Linked DNA regions of Homo sapiens: region 2 is linked to region 1. A link is a loop called in an ENCODE intact Hi-C map of the cell type or tissue named here. Cell type or tissue: pancreas. All regions are shown on one strand. Links, peaks and the distances in the headings refer to the core of each region. The heading gives the core; the rest is flanking DNA.

Region 1 (8,254 bases), core at 1-8,000:
TTGGTAAAGTAAAGGTTGGGCCTGATGATCTCAGAAACTCAGGAAGAGTGATGGTCGGCCCCAGGGTCGAGAGTGAGTTACTGCCAGGTCCAGGGCTGTCCCTGTGTTCTGGCTCCCAGACCACAGTGTTTCTTCCTGAAGCCGGTGGTTGCAGCCACTTTGCCTTGCTCCTCTACGCCTTTCCTGAAGGATGAGGTGGGGCCAGTCTGCCTCTGGGAGCTCGGTCAAGTTCACCCGCCTGCCTGCCTGTCCAGTGAGTAACTAAGCCACCCACCATGGAAGCTTTCATTCAGGGTGCTTTGGAGGGGTTGGCCTGGGGCTGCAGCTCTGTGCTTCATGACCTCGGGTCTCCGGGAGCCTTGCCCCTCGGCAGCCGTTTCCAGGGCCCATCTCTGTGGGCCCACAGGGAGTGGCCTGCTAACCGGGTGCCTGCTTTGCCCACAGGCCAAGTACCTGGCCCAGATCATTGTGATGGGCGTGCAGGTGGTGGGCAGGGCCTTTGCACGGGCCTTGCGGCAGGAGTTTGCAGGTAAGCATGGGTCCGTCTCCCCTGTGGGCTGGGAGTTCCTCTCCAGGTCAGATTTTCCCCGTAGCCATGGGCACCTCAGGCCTGGCGGTTCTGAAGTGTGCGTGGCCTGAGGCACTTCCCATGGTGGGGGGTGATGCCAGACCGGGGCATTCTTCAGTGGTACCTGGTTAGCAAGAGCATCCAGGGCAGGAGCTGGCACACTGGCCCATCTGGATACCTGATTTTGTAAACTTGTTTTTTCTTTTTTTGGAGATGGAGTCTCACTCTGTCGCCCAGGCTGGAATGCAGTGGGGCAATCTTGGCTCACTGCAACCTCTGCCTCCTGGTTCAAGTGATTCTCCTCCCTCAGCCTCCTGAGTAGCTGGGAATACAAGCACCCGACACCATACCAGGCTAATTTTTGTATTTTTAGTAGAGACGGGGTTTCACTATGTTGGCCATGCTGGTCTGGAACGCCTGACTTCAGGTGATCCGCCTGCCTCAAAGTGCTGGGATTACAGGTGTGAGCCACAGCGCCCGGCCCTGGTTTTGTAAATAAATCTTTTTTTTTTGAGACGGAGTTTTCGCTCTTGTTGCCCAGGCTGGAGTGCAATAGTGCGATCTTGGCTCACTGCAACCTCTGCCTCCCGGGTTCAAGCAATTCTTCTGCCTCAGCCTCCTGAGTAGCTGGGACTACAGGCATGCGCCACCATGCCCGGCTAATTTTGTATTTTTAGTAGAGACGGGGTTTCTCCGTGTTGGTCAGGCTGGTCTTGAACTCCCAACCTCACGTGATATGCCCACCTCGGCCTCCTGAAGTACTGGGATTACAGGCGTGAGCCACCGCACCCAGCCCTTTTGTTTTCTTTTGAGACGGAGTCTCACTGTGTTGCCCAGGCTGGAGTGCAATGGTGCGATCTTGGCTCACTGCAACCTCTGCCTCCCGGGTTCAAGCAATGCTCCTGCCTCAGCCTCTCCAGTAGCTGGGACTACAGGCATGTGCCACCACACCCAGCTGATTTTTGTATTTTTAGTAATTTTGTATTTTACAGGTTTTCATCATTTTGGCCAGGATGGTCTCGATCTCTTGACCTCGTGATCTGCCCTCCTTGGCCTCCCAAAGTGCTGGGATTACAGGCGTGAGCCACTGTGCCCGGCCGACAGGCTGCTTTCAAGGCAGAGTTGAATGGTTCCAGTGTAGGCTCATTAGCCCGCAAAGCCTAAAATAGCTACTCTCTGAGCCTTTAGGAAAAGTTTAGCAGCTCCTGATTCTAGGTTCTGGGGTCACTGAAAGGGGAGAGGTCACCCAAGGCAGTGGCTTTGGTGGTCTAGGTGACAGGTGGGCAGCTGGGCCCCTGCAGAGCCCTCTCATGCCCGCAGCCCCACTATACAGTCTCCATCGTAGCCTAAAGCTCCCCAATTTGCTGTTCCCCTGGGATATGGGGGTTGGGGGACAGGGTCATCTCATGGTCTAGGTTGGGGACCAGGAGCCAGGATTAGCGGTCAGATCCTGCCCTTACCCTCCAGTGAGGCACGTCTGTCCTCACTTTCCCAGCCTCTACCCCCTAAAAAGGAAACCACTCCTGGAGAAGAGGCAGCTCCTAGCCACCTGTCCCTGTGTCTCTCATCCTGTGCTGGTGGCAGGGGTGAGCCACCAACTCGGAAGGCCCAGGGTGAAGTGTGGGCTGCTGAGGACTGAGCGATCACCCACATGTCCACACAGCCAGCCGGGCCGCAGCTGATGCCCGAGGACGCGCTGGACACCGGTCTGCAGCCGCTTCCAACCTCTCCGGCCTCAGCCTCCAGGAGGCACAGCAGATTCTCAACGTGTCCAAGCTGAGCCCTGAGGAGGTCCAGAAGGTGAGGCCACTGGGCCACCCCAAAGTTTGAGAGGGAGAGGCTGCCAGGGTGGGAAGAGTGAAGGGAGGCCTGGCCAGGGAGGTCCGATGTGGAGGCTGCAGCTGCACCCAGCTCGGACTCCAACTTTCGGGAGCCACTGTTGCTCGTGAAGTTTTAGGCCTGAGGCAGGACAGTCTAGAGACAAAGAGTGCCTTCCAGTAGCAGCTCAGTTGCCCTCCAGGGTACCCGTCCCCATCTCTGCCTCTCAGTGGCCACAACAGCTGGGTGTGGCACACAGGGTGGAGAGGAGTCCTGTTGCCTCTCTCACGTGGCCCCACATAGCCTGCCCAACATCTCTTGCCTGCAGTCTGCAGCCCTCTCACCCGTCCCCTCTCCTCTGCAGAACTATGAACACTTATTTAAGGTGAATGATAAATCCGTGGGTGGCTCCTTCTACCTGCAGTCAAAGGTGAGTGGTCTTTGATTCTGGGAGGAATGAAGTCATGGGACCCCTTCTTCTCACCTGGGGCTCAATTCCTAGTTGGGGGAGCTGGCCAGCTAAGGGCTTGGCACACAGAAAACTGTGCCAGGCTTTCCCATGGTGCCCCAGCCTCAGGGAGGCCCCCTGAACTGCCACCCCTCTGACTGCTTCAGCTTTGCGGGGTCCAGCCACTCAGGCTGTGTCACCCCAGATAGAGCCCTCCCTCCCAGCAGCTGGGACTTCGAAGGAGCAGGAGCCCCCGTGGGTGGGGTGCTAGAAACAGCTCTCAGCTCACAGAGGTCACAGCATGCGCTGGGCCCTGCAGCCCAGCTCTGTCTCCCCAGGCCACCCCGACCCTGGGGTGCCACTGAAGGAAGCATTGGTATCCACCCACTGCCCTTCAAAAAATGGACCTGGGCTGATGGGAATAGGCCATCCCATGTGGGCAAGGGGTATGGGGCGGAGGCTTGGCCTCCCGGCCTGATTATCCGTGACCCACTAGGTGGTCCGCGCAAAGGAGCGCCTGGATGAGGAACTCAAAATCCAGGCCCAGGAGGACAGAGAAAAAGGGCAGATGCCCCATACGTGACTGCTCGGCTCCCCCCGCCCACCCCGCCGCCTCTAATTTATAGCTTGGTAATAAATTTCTTTTCTGCATTTCTCGTTTGCATGTGTCCAGATTCCAGAAGGCAGGTTGCTCCTCCTGCCGGTTGCAGGGCTGTGGGTGCTGGAGATGGGGAGGCAGCAGCCTTTAACAGCCCAGAAGGGCCGGGCTGGGTAAGGTTGGCGGGCAGCCAGCCAGTGGGCTCCAGCTGAGTCCTGTCACGTACAGGATGCAGCCGCTCCTGCTTCCACAGCACCCGTGCCAGGGTGAGGCTCCCTCCCATAGCGCCCCTGCCCCTCCCACGGGGTGGCGGTCTCCTGGCCCCAGAGCTCTTGTCGGCAGCCACCCTGTCCCTGGGGCAGGTTTGAACCTAGCACCTCAGTAATCTGGGCACAGTACCCCAGAATGTGGCTGGGGGGAGAAGGGCCTTTGCCCACCACTCTCCAAAGCCGCAGCGGGCAGTAGTGGGCTGAGGACTTGGACCTTGGGATGCTCCGCCTGGAATCTTCTGTCTCAGTTCCTGTCACCTGTGCGCCCTCAGCACCTACCTCCTTCCCAACCTTCCAGTTCCTGCTCTAAGCGGCAGATTGAGAGGGAGGGGCACCTGCAGGGTCGGGGAGAAAGCCCGGATCAGGCCTGCAGGGGCTCAGGGCAGTGGTGGCCTCATGTCAGGGCCGGGTTCCTGGCACATCCACGACATACAAGCCATCTTTGCAACTCACTTTTATTGTTTCTTTATAAACTTCCTCTCCCATGGAGGAATATATTGTTATAGTCATTAGCTTATCTCTTTTTTTAAAACTCTATGCTAACAGCAATGGAGCCAAGAGGAGGAAAACATAAGCTACGATAGAAAGGCACTTAGAACCTGTTAAAATACTGACGTCCTGGAATGTGCAACAACACACCAATGACAACCACAAAAAGTACACCGGCCCTGCCGAGCCTGGTCCGTCACCGAGTCGCATGCTGAGCTCGTCGGCCTTCCAGTGCCCTGTTCCTCCGCTCTGCTCAAGTCGCAAACCCATGACCCCGCCAGGGACTTAAGGCCTGGGGCCCTCACAGGGGTGGGGGGTGCTCAGGGCCTGGGTGGGGCCCGAAGAAAGGAGACCAGCTCCCTCCTACCTTGCTCATAGCCCCTTCGAGGGGCAGAGCCAGTGTGGCTGGGCCCTGTCAGGGCTGGAGTCCAAAGCCCAGTGGCAAGGTGGGCCGGGTCAGGGTGACCCCTCTGGGACAGAAGGGCAGTCCGGGAGAGGGTGGGGTCAGCAGAGCTGCCAGAGGACCTGCAGGGCCACTAAGGACCCCAAGGCTGTCCGGGCAGCTGCCTCGTTTTACAGATGGGGAGGTGGAAGGGCCTGGCCACTCAGAGGCCTGGTGACAGGGCAGGCCTAGAAGCCAGAACTCCCAGCTGCCAGGTGGGAGAGGGAGCAGGGAGAGGCCCCAGATGGGGGGTGCATGGCTGCGTCCATCCCTCAGGGCGTCCTGGGATGGGACTGGGGCACAAGGCCCTCCAGCACCACCCTTAAGTGGTTCTGGCCCCTGCCAGGGTCCCTCTGAGTGGCACAGAACCTGGGGGGGCCCACTGGGTGTTAGGGGTGGGGAAGTGCCTCTGAGAAAGCGGCCCAGCAGGGAAAAGCCAGAGGAAGCAACGTGTCATGGGTCCAGCACCCTCCTCCAGCCACTGCTTCCCTCAAGGCCTTCAGTCCACAGCCTCCAGAAAGCTCCCAACACAGCACTGACTGGGAGCCCCCTCCCCTGCATGCTGTCACTTGGAGCCCCCAGACCAGGAGCTGTGTCCCAGCCTGTGGTCGGTCGTCCCCAGCCAGCCTCCCCCTTCCTGTTACAGGACCAAGGACCCAAAGGCCTCTGCAGGGGGCGCTGCCCAGGCCAGGCCCAGCGGGGGTAGAAGGAGGAAGACGGGGCGCTGGGCCTGGCCCCACATGCTCCCTGAGCCAGGGCCCAGGTCACTCAGTATCTTGGCACCACAGCTGGCCTGGCACCTCCCCTTGCCAGCTCAGGGGCCCTCGGACCTGCTTCCCACGCTCCCAGGGTGCCCCAAAAGGTAGAGGGAGGAGACCCTGGGGTGCAGGGGTGGAGTGGCCAGCTATCCCGTCTGGTACTGCAGGCCTGGCCTGGGGTGAGGACGGCGGCTGCAGAGCGGGCCTCCTCCTAACTAGTGGGAGGCGCCTTGTCCTGGGGGGCATGCTTCTACCTGGGGCTTTGCAGGGGCCTGCATCTGTCTTGCTTTCCCTCTGGAGGCAGGGTCAGAGGGAAAGGGGTCCAAGGAGCCCCCAGGGCAGGGGCTGGGTAAGCCTAGGAGGGAAGGGCAGGCCTCTGGTCCCTGGGGGCTCCTCTCAGGAAGGGGGAGCCTGGTGCTAGCAGGGAGGGCAGATGCCACCCCACCCACCCCCTCTGCTGGGAGAGGGCAACTTGCCATGGGTGGTCACTAGGTGAGGGAGGTGCCAGGGTGGGAGAGGGAAACGGGAGGAGGTCGGGCAGGGGAAAGCCTCTCAGAAGCTGAGGGCCAGGTGGTGGGGGACAGACAGGAGCGAGGCTTCAGCACCCAGGAGCACAGCTCTCCCTGCATGACAGGCCAGGTCCCCACCCGGGGGCTGGGAGGCCAGCCATGAATGACCTAGCACCATCCTTGCTCCCGGCGGGCTGGGCTGGGGCTGCCCGGGCAGTAGGACATTATTGCTATTTCACAGAAGAGTTTCCGTTCGTCGGGGGCAGTGCCGGGAGCTGCCGGGGGGGCACCACAACTGTCCGCAGGATGGGCTCAGTTCACCACAGCCGGTTTGAGCAGCACCGAGCCCGGCGGGATGACCACCCAGCCAGGGGCCAACGCCTCTGGGCTGCTGGCAGCTGAGTTGACGCCCGTGGACAGGTCCAGCACGGTGCCTGGCAGCAGGGGGAGTCCATCGGGGCTTGGCCGGGAGCAGCTGCTCTCCGTCCTTTCAAGGGGCGTCTTGTGGCCCTCCATGCCCAGGGCCCTGGTGGGCACCGACCCACGCCCCTTCTCCCCCTCGGCCTTGCCACCAGCTGCGCCAGCAAGGAGGGAGACCACAGGCAAGCCCAGTCCGCCAGCCCCAAAGGGCGAGGGCAGCAGCGGGTTCTTGGCCAGATTGAGAGGCAGGACGGGGCCTGGCAGCCCAGGGCCCATGCCCCCCCCACCCCCACTGCCCCCACCGTTGCCACAGGCCAGGGCACTGAGGTCAAGGGGGCCGGGGGCCAGGGGTAGGGGTAAGCCGGGCAGGCCAGGGCCTCCAAAGAGGGCAGCTGGGTTGGGGATGATGATCTGGGCCCCACTGACATAGGGGCCGCCGTCGGGGGCGGGCAGTGGCGGCTTGGGGGGTGGGCGCAGCTGCAGGAGCTCTTGCTGCTCGTGGGACACAAAGTGGCCATGGGCCTTGATGTGCTTGCGCAGTGAGCTGGGGTCCGTGTAGCGCTTGTGGCAGCCGGGCATCTTGCAGTAGTAGGGCTTGTCCACATAGTGGGTGCGCGTGTGCTTAAAGCGGTCACTGGAGTTGGAATAGCGCTTGTTGCAGCCCTCGTAGGGGCAGACGTAGGGCTTCTCACCTGCAGGGTGGTGCAGTGCAGTGCCGCCATGAGGGGTCTCTCCCCTTCCTGGGTCTCACCCCATGCACTCAACATTTCCCCGGGCCAAGCACTCCCTGGGAACATAGATGCCCCAATTCTGGGGGCAGGGGGCATCCCCAGCACATGGCATGAGATCTGCCCCCAGGCAGGGCACAGAGGCTGAAAACTCAGCCTGGTTGACTCCAGCTCTGCCTAGCCTCGCCCTGCACCCTCTGCTACAGAGGATGTGCCTTTCAGCAGCAGAACATGGCCTTGGAGGCCGGGCCCGGTGGCTCACGCCTGTAATTTCAGCACTTTGGGAGGCCAAGGCAGGCAGATCACTTGAGGCCAGGAGTTCCAGACCAGCAGGGCCAACATGGTGAGACCCCGTCTCTACTAAAACTACGAAAACTAGCTGGGTGTGGTGGCAGGTGCCTGTAATCCCAGCTACCTCAGAGGCTGAGGCAGGAGAATCACTTGAACCTGGGAGGCAGAGGTTGCAGTGGGCCAAGATCATGCCACTGCACTCCAGCCTGGGTGACAGAGTGAGTCTGTCTCAAGAAAAAAAAGACACCATGGCCTTGGAGATCACATCCTGGCACGAGGCGCCCAGCGTGGGCCTGGCCACAGGGAGTGCTGCCTGGGCGCTACTGCCCTCACTCAACAAATGGCTGAAGGTTCACCAGGCATCTTCTGCTGCCCTGGCCAGAGCAGGGGGCCACATGTAGTGACTGACCTCCTGATACATGGCTCTCCACCTGGAGATGTGCTGCCAGGGTGAAATAAACACCAGGAAAAAACATACACATCAGCTCCTTGAGGCTTTGTCATGAAATGAAGAACTTCAATATCTCACTGATTTGTCTTTAATAATGAATTGATAACACGTTGGATGTACCGGGGTCAACGAACCATATTACAATTAATTTCACCCATTTATTTTTGCTGTGTTTTATGCAGCGATTAGGAAATGTAAAATTATGTCTGTGGCTCTGACAACCAGAGCTGTCCTGGTATGGGCCTGGGCTGTAGTGAGGAGTGAAGCCGACCTGGCCTCTGCGATCACAGAGGTGGCATTAGTCAGAAGATACCCACGGGAACCAGGAAATGGCATTGGTGCTCCAAGAGCAGGTGCTGGGTGGGGGTCTGACCCCCAGGGGATGCTTCCCCTAGCAAACTGCATTGGAAAAGGGACCCCTGGGCGATGACATCAACCCTTATCTCTGAGGCCCGGGATTTACTT
Region 2 (8,379 bases), core at 150-8,149, 130 kb after region 1:
CCTAGAGTTCATTCAACTCAGTATCATTATCACCACTATCATTCTCATCATCATTGTCATCATCACTCTCACCATCATCACCATCGTCGTCATCGTCGTCATCACCATCATCATCATCACCACCATTGCTGCCATCATCATCATCATCACGATCCTCATCATCAGCATAGTCACCACCATCATCATCACCATCATCATCATCATCACGATCCTCATCATCGGCACGGTCATCACCATCACCATCATCACCATCATCATCATCATCACGATCCTCATCATCGGCACGGTCATCACCATCATCATCACCATCATCATCATCATCACGACCCTCATCATCGGCACGGTCATCACCATCACCATCATCACCATCATCATCATCATCACGATCCTCATCATCGGCACGGTCATCACCATCATCATCACCATCATCATCATCACGATCCTCATCATTAGCATGGTCATCACCATCACCATCATCACCATCATCATCATCATCACGATCCTCATCATCGGCACGGTCATCACCATCATCATTGAAGGACAACAGGAGCCCATGGAAAGGGCTGGATTCCCAGAGGAGAAGCCTTAACTACTGCTGTTCCAAAGGCAAATGCCAGGCCCTAGGAGACCCCCCCCAACGTGGGAGCCCACAATGGGGATCCTTAGTGGGGTGGGCCTGCGAGTAGGGAGGGCCTGGGAGCTGAAGCCTGGGGGTCAAGATTATTTGATTTGGTAGTTGCAGTGGTTTGCAACTTTGTGTGTTACCTAAGAACTTTTTTTTTTTTTAATCATGATGCTGGTGCTATACCCTGGATTATTTAAATCAAAACTGCAGAGAAAGGGAAGCATGGGACCAAGAAGCAGGTGATTTCAATATGCAGCCAATGCTGAGAGTCGCTGGCTGAGGGGCAGTTTGTGAGGCAGTGTAGCCCAGCGCTTCTCAGACTGTAATGTGCACAGGAATCACCTGGCCATTTTGTTAAAATGCAGATTCTGATTCAATGGGTCCAGGCTGGGGCTTAAAAGTCTGCGTCTCTAACAGGCTCCCGGGGGATACTGTGGCTCTGAAGTCACATGGCCCAAGCCAGTTATTAGCTGTGTGACATTCAACAAGGGCCTCAATGTCTCTGGTTCCAGACTTCTCATCTGTAAAAATAGAGATATGAGGCTGGGTGTGGTGGCTCATGCCTGTAATCCCAGCACTTTGAGAGGCTGAGGTGGGTGGATCCCTTGAGATCAGGAGTTCAAGACCAGCCTAGCCAACATGGTGAAACCCTGTCTCTATTAAAAATACAAAAATTAACTTAGCATGCGCCTGTAATTCCAGCTACTCGGGAGGCTGAGGCAGAAGAATCGCTTGAACCCGGGAGGTGGAGATTACAGTGAACCGAGATCGCGTTCACTGCACTCCAGCCTGGGTGACAGAGTGAGACCTTGTCTCAAAAAAAAAAAAAAAAAAAAAGATATGAGTAATACTCATTTTACCAAAACAAGTAAGATTAAGAAAATTCAGTATGATGAAGATACTGTTTTATATATAAAGTGCTTAAGCATTGCCTGGCAGGCTGTATCTCAGATATGTACATACAGATGTATGTCATATACATTATACGTATCCTGCTGTTCAGAGGACATTCAGTCTCTTCTGATTAAACCAAATTCCCACCATAGATTTTTCTGCAGGGGTGGAAGGTGGAGAGATAGAGATGTAGGTGAAGGAGTCAGGACTTACAGGTATGTAGGTGGTGATGAAAGGAGATTAAACTGAGCAACAGTCAGCTCCCTGTCCTGTCCCCCACTAAGGGACCAGGAATTCGTTTTGGTACCCCAATCTGACCGCGGACCTCTTCCAGCACTTTCTGTGGGTCAGGCAGGGTGCCAGGCCCTGGGAACACAGAATTAAATTGGATTCCTGCAAATCAGGAGCCAGGACCAGTACGGAGCTTGAGCCTGAAGAGAAGGCACGTGCAGGCAGGAGCTGAGATTCCAGCAGGAAGGGGTCCCCTGTGCCCTGCTAAGCACAGCATGGCATGGAAGCCTGGACAGGGACTGGGCAGTTCTGGGTTCCGGTCACCCATTAACTACCTAGTGGTGATGTATCTAGGGCAGGGCAAAGATCTCTGGACTTTCACTTATTCAGCTCTGAAATCTCTCTGACAGTCGTAAAGAAGGTTAAATGGCCATGCATATGAAAGTGCTGGGGGAAAAGTTGTATATTTCAATCCACGGGGCTCCTCTATAATAAAAGGCACCAAGCTTCACATCTTTCTGAGTTCGACAACAGGCTAGCTGTCTATGGGAACTAATGAGAAAATATTTGCTCCTGATCCCTGGAGGCCACCCAGCTTTTGGGGAACAAGGGTGGGTACCCTGAGGGAGAAGGGGTACTCCAAGAAGTGGCTTTTCTTTGTGGGAGGGAGAGATGGGAGTAGCAAGTGGTGGCCTGAGAGAGGGGGGTTGTCTGCATCCAGCAGATAGGTGGGGTACTCTTCCTCGGAGAGGGGCCTTGAGAGTCAAGGAAGAACAGAGGCTGCCTCAGCTGCTCCAAGGCAGGACACCTGTGGTCCCCTCATCTCCATGAGCCTGCAATGTCCCCCATAAACAGACCCTAGCCTGGGGGCAGGGGGCAGAGGGGTGGGCCTAATGGGCCCCATTTTCTTTTTTCTTTTTTTTTTTGAGATGGAGTCTCACTCTGTCGCCCAGCCTGGAGTGCAGTGGCGCGATCTCGGCTCACTGCAACCTCCACCTCCCGGTTCAAGTCATTCTCCAGCCTCAGCCTCCTGAGTAGCCGGGATTACAGGTGTGTGTCACCACACCCAGCTAATTTTTCATATTTTTAGTAGAGATGGGGTTTCACCATGTTGGCCAGGCTGGTCTCAAACTCCCAACCTCAGGTGATCTGCCTATCTCGACCTCCCAAAGTGCTGGGATTACAGGCATGAGCCACCACACTTAGCCTTTTCTGACCCCATTTTCCAAACATATTAAACTTGATCCTTGACAGAGGTCTCTGGCACAGATGAGGCCCCTACTCTTCTCTCTTCCTGGGCCCTCTGCTCTCTGGGTTAAGCTGCAGTCCCTTACAAGGGGATCCCCTTGGAAGGGGTTGGCCAGAGCCTTTGGGAAGCCAGGCCCGGCCTGTTTTAGATATCTCCTCCTCAGGCCATGTACCCTCTAATCTAAGGTAGGGGGGCCAGCAAATGCCTGCCCTTACTGGGACAGGGTTAGATGTGTGACTTAATAAGGTTGAGAGCCACAAGTAATCCCTTAAGCACCGTGCTGTGTAACCTAAGATTATCCGGCCTGCAAACACCTGTTTTCACTCCTTCGCTGAGAGCAGTATTAAAAGCCTGCTGGTTAATGACAGTAGGAACTGCCATGAGGTGGGATGCACAAGCATTTGTCCCTTCTTGGAAGCATCTCCAAGGTTGAGCCCAGCTGCACACGCCCGTGAGCAAGGTTGAGGGACTGGAAGGGCTCGCCCAACTTTCCCTCCATATACAGTCATCAGGACCAAGCCCGGAAGCTTGAAGGTCAGGGCCAGGGTCGCGGTGCGGGGGCGGTTCTCGGGTTAGCACAGCTGCTCACTTCGTTAGTGATGGACAACGGGTCAGTCCTTTAACTCCCTGATCCACAGCTTCTACATCTTGGGAGGGAGGCAGAATAACACCTATTCTGCTCGCTACGCACGAGGTAGTCCTGAAGACCCAGGTTGGTGGGCGTAACACTGCACACCAGGCCAACACCACATCCCAGAAGACGGGAGCTAGGTTATTATAGACTCTTGAGAAACAGAGCCGGTGCCAACCCTGTGAAACTGACCAATCATGTTCTAATCATTTAGAACTGCAAGTCTCCGCGTCGGGTGGCACAGAAGATGTTGGCAATTTGTTGGAGAATCATTTCTCTGCTGGAGACGCAAGTCTAGAGGAGAAAGAAAGGGCGCTTTATGCAGACACAGCCCCTCAAGACAAGAAACTGCTCCTTCACTACCCAGATGGCAGGGAGGCCGAGAGCCCCAAGAAGACCCCCGCGTCTGCCGCCAGCGCGGGCCCCGATCCTGAAGCCAGCCTCTCCAATGCCTCAGCCACAGAGTCACCTCCACCTGGGGAAAGGGACGACAGGGACGCTGCGGGGCCTGGGGAGGAAAAGAATGGCCCACCAGTGGCAAGCGCCCTCCCTCCAGGAGGGGCCAAGGGGCCTGTGGAAGAGGAGTGGCCGGAGCCCAGTTCTGGAGAGGGACAAGGAGAGGAGGAGACTGGGTTTGGGCTCCCCACGGAGGGAACTGCCAGTGGAGAGGCAGGAGGACAGGCTGGGGGCCATGAACTCCCCGAGGAAGTCCAGGAGGTCCAAGGGGACAGCCTGGTGCAGGGAGCAGTAGCAGGGACAGCAGAGCCAAAGGCAGAGGGGGCCTCTCCTCACTCAGAGGGTGATGGGGTCGGCCCACTGAACGCAGAGGCCGAGGGCAGCCCTGGGCCTGGCGAGGAGCCTGCAGTGCCAGAGGGAGCCCCTGACGTCGCGGCTGTTGGGGGAGAGTCGGAGCCAGATATTGACACACAAGCCAGTGAGGGCACCGAGGACCAGGGGGAGCCCGGCCCAGCTGCAGAGGCCAGTGCAGAGCCTGGGGGCGCCCAAAGCGTTAAGGCAGGGGACACTGAGGAGAACCAGTCCCCAGAGATGACTGAGGAGGACGCAGATGAAGCCTCCTCTGAAGAGGAAAGTGGTGATGGAAGTGGAAGCGAGGAAGAAGGAGGAGTTCCCTCCGAAGAGGAGTCCGAAGAGGACAGCGGCGATGGGGCTAGCTCAGAAGAAGCAGAGGGCGCCTCCGAGGAGGCCACGGAGCCCCAGGAGGCTGGGGAGCCCCAGGAAGCCAGGGAGCCCCAGGAAGGCGGGGATCTGCAGGAAGCCGAGGAGTCCCAGGAAGGCGGGGATCCCCAGGAAGCCGAGGAGCCCCAGGAAGGTGGAGCGCCACAGGAAGGCGGGGAGCCCCAGGAAGGTGGGGATCCCCAGGAAGCCAGGGAGCCCCAGGAAGCCAGGGAACCCCAGGAAGGTGCAGAGCTTCCGGAAGCCACAGGAACCACAAGTCACAGGGACAGAGGGGCCCAGCCTGGCCCGGAGGAATTGAATACAGAGTCCATGGGCAGTGAGACCCTGGATATGAAGGCAGAGGAGCCCGAGGAGGGACATCAGGGGGAGGGAGAGTCCCATCATTGTTGCCCAGGGTAGGAATTAATTCCCTAACAGCAACCCCGTCCCTTGGGCAGCTGCATTCTCCCTGGAAGTCTTGTGTGTAGGGGACAGGCAGGGACAGAAGGTGGCAGAGGGTGGCAGGCCCTTTTCACAGTCCCGGCCCGGGGAGGTGGCTTCAGGCTGTGCATTGGCCACTGGCCTCCAGCTTGGAGGGGCCAGTGAGAGGGGTCAGAGGGGCCCTGGTACTTCCGAGTCAGGGGCCCCAGAACCTCCCCTTAGGGTCCCTGATGCGCCGTAGCCCATGCCAGTGCCTCAGCCTAAAGGAGCAGCGAGCTAATGGAATGATTGGTGCCCCGGGGCCAGCGGGTGGAGGGACGTGCAGGGAATGGATGGGGGTGGGTTGGGAACTTCCCTGGTGATTCCCTTAGTGGGCTAGGACTGGGGTCTCCCCTTGAAGACTAGGCTGTAGGAAGCATTGCAGAACCAGGACTGAGGGGTCAGGATCATGAGATGAGAACTCAGGCTGTGACCGCTGTTGACTCTCAAGTGCCCACCTAAAGCAGCCAAAGCTGCCCTCAAAGGGCTCGGGGCCAGGAGCAGAGGGGGAAGGGCCGGGCTAAGCTCTCGGGCAGTGTGAGAATTGCAGCCAATACGAGGGTCGGTCAGGCACCTTCATGGCTGCATCTGCTTAGTACATGGACTTAGACCAGGAGTGGGGCTTTCAGGGTAGAGGTCGAGGTCAAGTCTTCACTCTCCAAGATGGCTTCCCCACAGGCTTCGTTGAAGAATTAATTTACATACTTTTTTTTTTTTGAGACAAGGTCTCACTCTGTCACCCAGGCTGGGCTGCAGTCGTGCAGTCATAGCTCACTGCAGCTTCTAACTCCTGAGCTCAAGTGCTCAAGCGATCCTCCCACCTCAGCCTCCTGAGTAGCTGGGACTACAGGCATGCACTATCACGCTAGGCTGCCTGCCTAGAGCCCCTCACTGGCTCCCATTGCTCTTGGGATGAAACCCAAAGCCCTGTGGAAGGTCCTGCCCGGTCAGCCCTGAGGACCTCAGCAGCTCCCCAGCACCCAGGCCTCCCCAGCTGCAGCCAGACACCCCTTCTCCTGCTTCTTGCTAAATAAGGCTCGTCTGGGGCTTTTGCAGAACGCTTCTCTCCACTGGTCACCTAACTCACTCCCCCCAGCAGAGACCTGGGGAGGCCTTCTCTGACCGTGCTGCTGAGACCACTGGTGCAGGCACACTCCTGAGCCGCACTTAGCTTTCAGAATGTTTCCTTCTGTGGCCACCTCATCATCTGTAATGATTACATTTTATTAATTATTTTTATTGTTTTTGAGACAGGGTCTCCCTCTTTTGCCCAGGCTGGGGTTCAAGCCAAAAGGCATTCTCCTACCTAGCCCTAAAGCCTCCTGAGATGTTTGATGTTTTAATTTTTTAAGATAGGGTCTTGCTGTGTGACCTAGGCTGGAGTGCAGTGGGGTGGTCATGGCTCACTGCAGCCTTGACCTCCTGAGCTGAGAGAATCCTCCTGTCTCAGCTTCCTGAGCTGAGACTATGGGTGTGCACCACTCCTTGGAAAGTTTTTTTTTGGTAGAGATGGGGTCTTGCTATGTTGCCTAGGCTGGTCTCCAACTTTTGGGCTCCAGTGATCCTCCCATCTGGACCTCCTAAAGTGCTAGGATTACAGGTGTGAGCCACTGCACTCGGCCCTAGCGTTACTTTAAAGACTATCATCTCTGACTCCACTGGACTAAGAGCAGCTGCCTAAGGAGTTGTGCCTGTTTTGGGCACCACTGTATTCCCAGCATGATGCTCAGTGCCTGGCGTGGCGAAGGTGTTCAATGCATATTTGTTGAATATATGAAATAAATAGATAAGAAGGTTTCTGCAGGTTGAGCTGTGGACCAGCTCCCCGAATGCGAATACACTACACATGGAACTTCATAGAGTCTGGATGATCAAATTCCTTCCTAAAGGCAGAGCTCAGTCCAGTGTAACTTGGCAAGACCCTGTTGAGCCCCTGCTTGAGGCCCAGCCCTCGTCTGCTGTGCCGGGGCCCAGAGCTCAGCTGGCTGTTAGCTTTGCTCTCACTTGGCTGTCTGCTTCTCTCCACAGAAGAGACGGAGGATGCAAATGAAGAAGCCCCATTGAGGGACCGCTCCCACATCGAGAAGACCCTCATGCTGAATGAGGACAAGCCATCCGATGACTACTCTGGTAACCAGGGGAGGGAGATATGCCCAGGGCTGGGAGAGCCCGGCCACCAGGGCCCGGGCAGACTCCTGGAGGCTCCTGAGAGCCAGGGCGTGCCGGGGCTGTATCTTGGAGGCCGGGGCTGTATCTATCTTGGAGGCTGGAGGGGACGTTGGGGAAGAGGAGAGCCCTGAAGGTGGGAGGCTTCGTGGAGGAGGCTCTGTGAGCAAGGTCCAAGCCTTGGGGTTCCAGGTGGGCACAGAGGAGGAAGGGCCATCCAAGTAGACGGCCTGGTGTGGGCGAAGCCAGTGCAGCCCCATGCTGTGCTGATGCCATCTCCCTCGCTGTGATTTTTAGTTTATAAAGCCGTTTCATGTGTGCTGTTTCATTTTATCTTTGAAACCCAAGGATTGCAGCAGGGCTTGTCTCCTCTTAATCAATGAGCCACCTAACTGGAGCTCAGGCTAGCAGCGATTTGCTCCTGGCCCACGGCTAGAGGGTGGCGGATCGAGGGGTAGAGTCTCGCTAGCCTGACTCGTCACCCCATAGGCCTTCCCACTGTGGGCTCCCAGCAGGGAGCTAACTCTTAGAAAGAGGCCACCTGGGTTATCTGACCCCACCCCTCCGGGGAGTGTCTGGGAGTACACTGACAGGCCAACGCCAGGGCCAGGGTGCTGTTCTGCGCGCCTGCTGGGTGCTGGGCCTCTTTGCCTTCTAAGCCTCAGGGAGCACACACAGAGGTGGGCAACAGAGATGGAATTCTCATCCACCAAAGAAAGGGCTTGCAGTGAGGCAGCAGGCCGAGACAAGGTTTCAGACACACTACTGAGGTGAGGAAGGAGGAGAGAGGTTTTAAAAAAAAACAGCTCAGGCCGGGCACAGTGGCTTATGTCTGTAATTCCAGCACTTTGGGAGGCTGAGGTGGGTGGATCACTTGAGCCCAGGAGTTAGAGGCTGCAGTGAGCTATGATTGCACCACTGCACTCC

Evidence for each region. Peaks named below come from ENCODE experiments on the same cell type or tissue, not always from the same donor. Only the 100,000 strongest peaks of a DNase experiment are listed, where the experiment ranks them.
Region 2: it touches region 1 in a loop (2.7-fold over the local background); 62 of 110 quality-filtered maps call a loop at or near these places.

The regions. Positions count from the first base shown.
Region 1 is chr16:4,335,482-4,343,735 of GRCh38, reverse strand. It overlaps GLIS2 (GLIS family zinc finger 2), which reads right to left. Exons shown (of 7, transcript NM_032575.3): 7 at 4,141-7,011. The coding sequence ends at 6,212. CORO7-PAM16 (CORO7-PAM16 readthrough) reads left to right here. Exons shown (of 31, transcript NM_001201479.2): 28 at 445-529; 29 at 2,232-2,368; 30 at 2,751-2,816; 31 at 3,331-3,485. The coding sequence ends at 3,417. PAM16 (presequence translocase associated motor 16) reads left to right here. Exons shown (of 5, transcript NM_016069.11): 2 at 445-529; 3 at 2,232-2,368; 4 at 2,751-2,816; 5 at 3,331-3,485. The coding sequence ends at 3,417. Among named protein-coding and RNA genes, the nearest start is that of GLIS2-AS1, 11 kb to the right of the region's middle. RefSeq lists enhancers at 2,702-3,447, 3,448-4,194. In pancreas, for the core only: no CTCF peak of the experiment used is centred there; DNase peaks (open chromatin) are centred at 3,605, 4,855, 5,505, 6,335 and 4 weaker places.
Region 2 is chr16:4,203,570-4,211,948 of GRCh38, reverse strand. SRL (sarcalumenin) reads left to right here. Exons shown (of 6, transcript NM_001098814.2): 2 at 7,315-7,416. Among named protein-coding and RNA genes, the nearest start is that of SRL, 34 kb to the left of the region's middle. In pancreas, for the core only: no CTCF peak of the experiment used is centred there; a DNase peak (open chromatin) is centred at 4,352.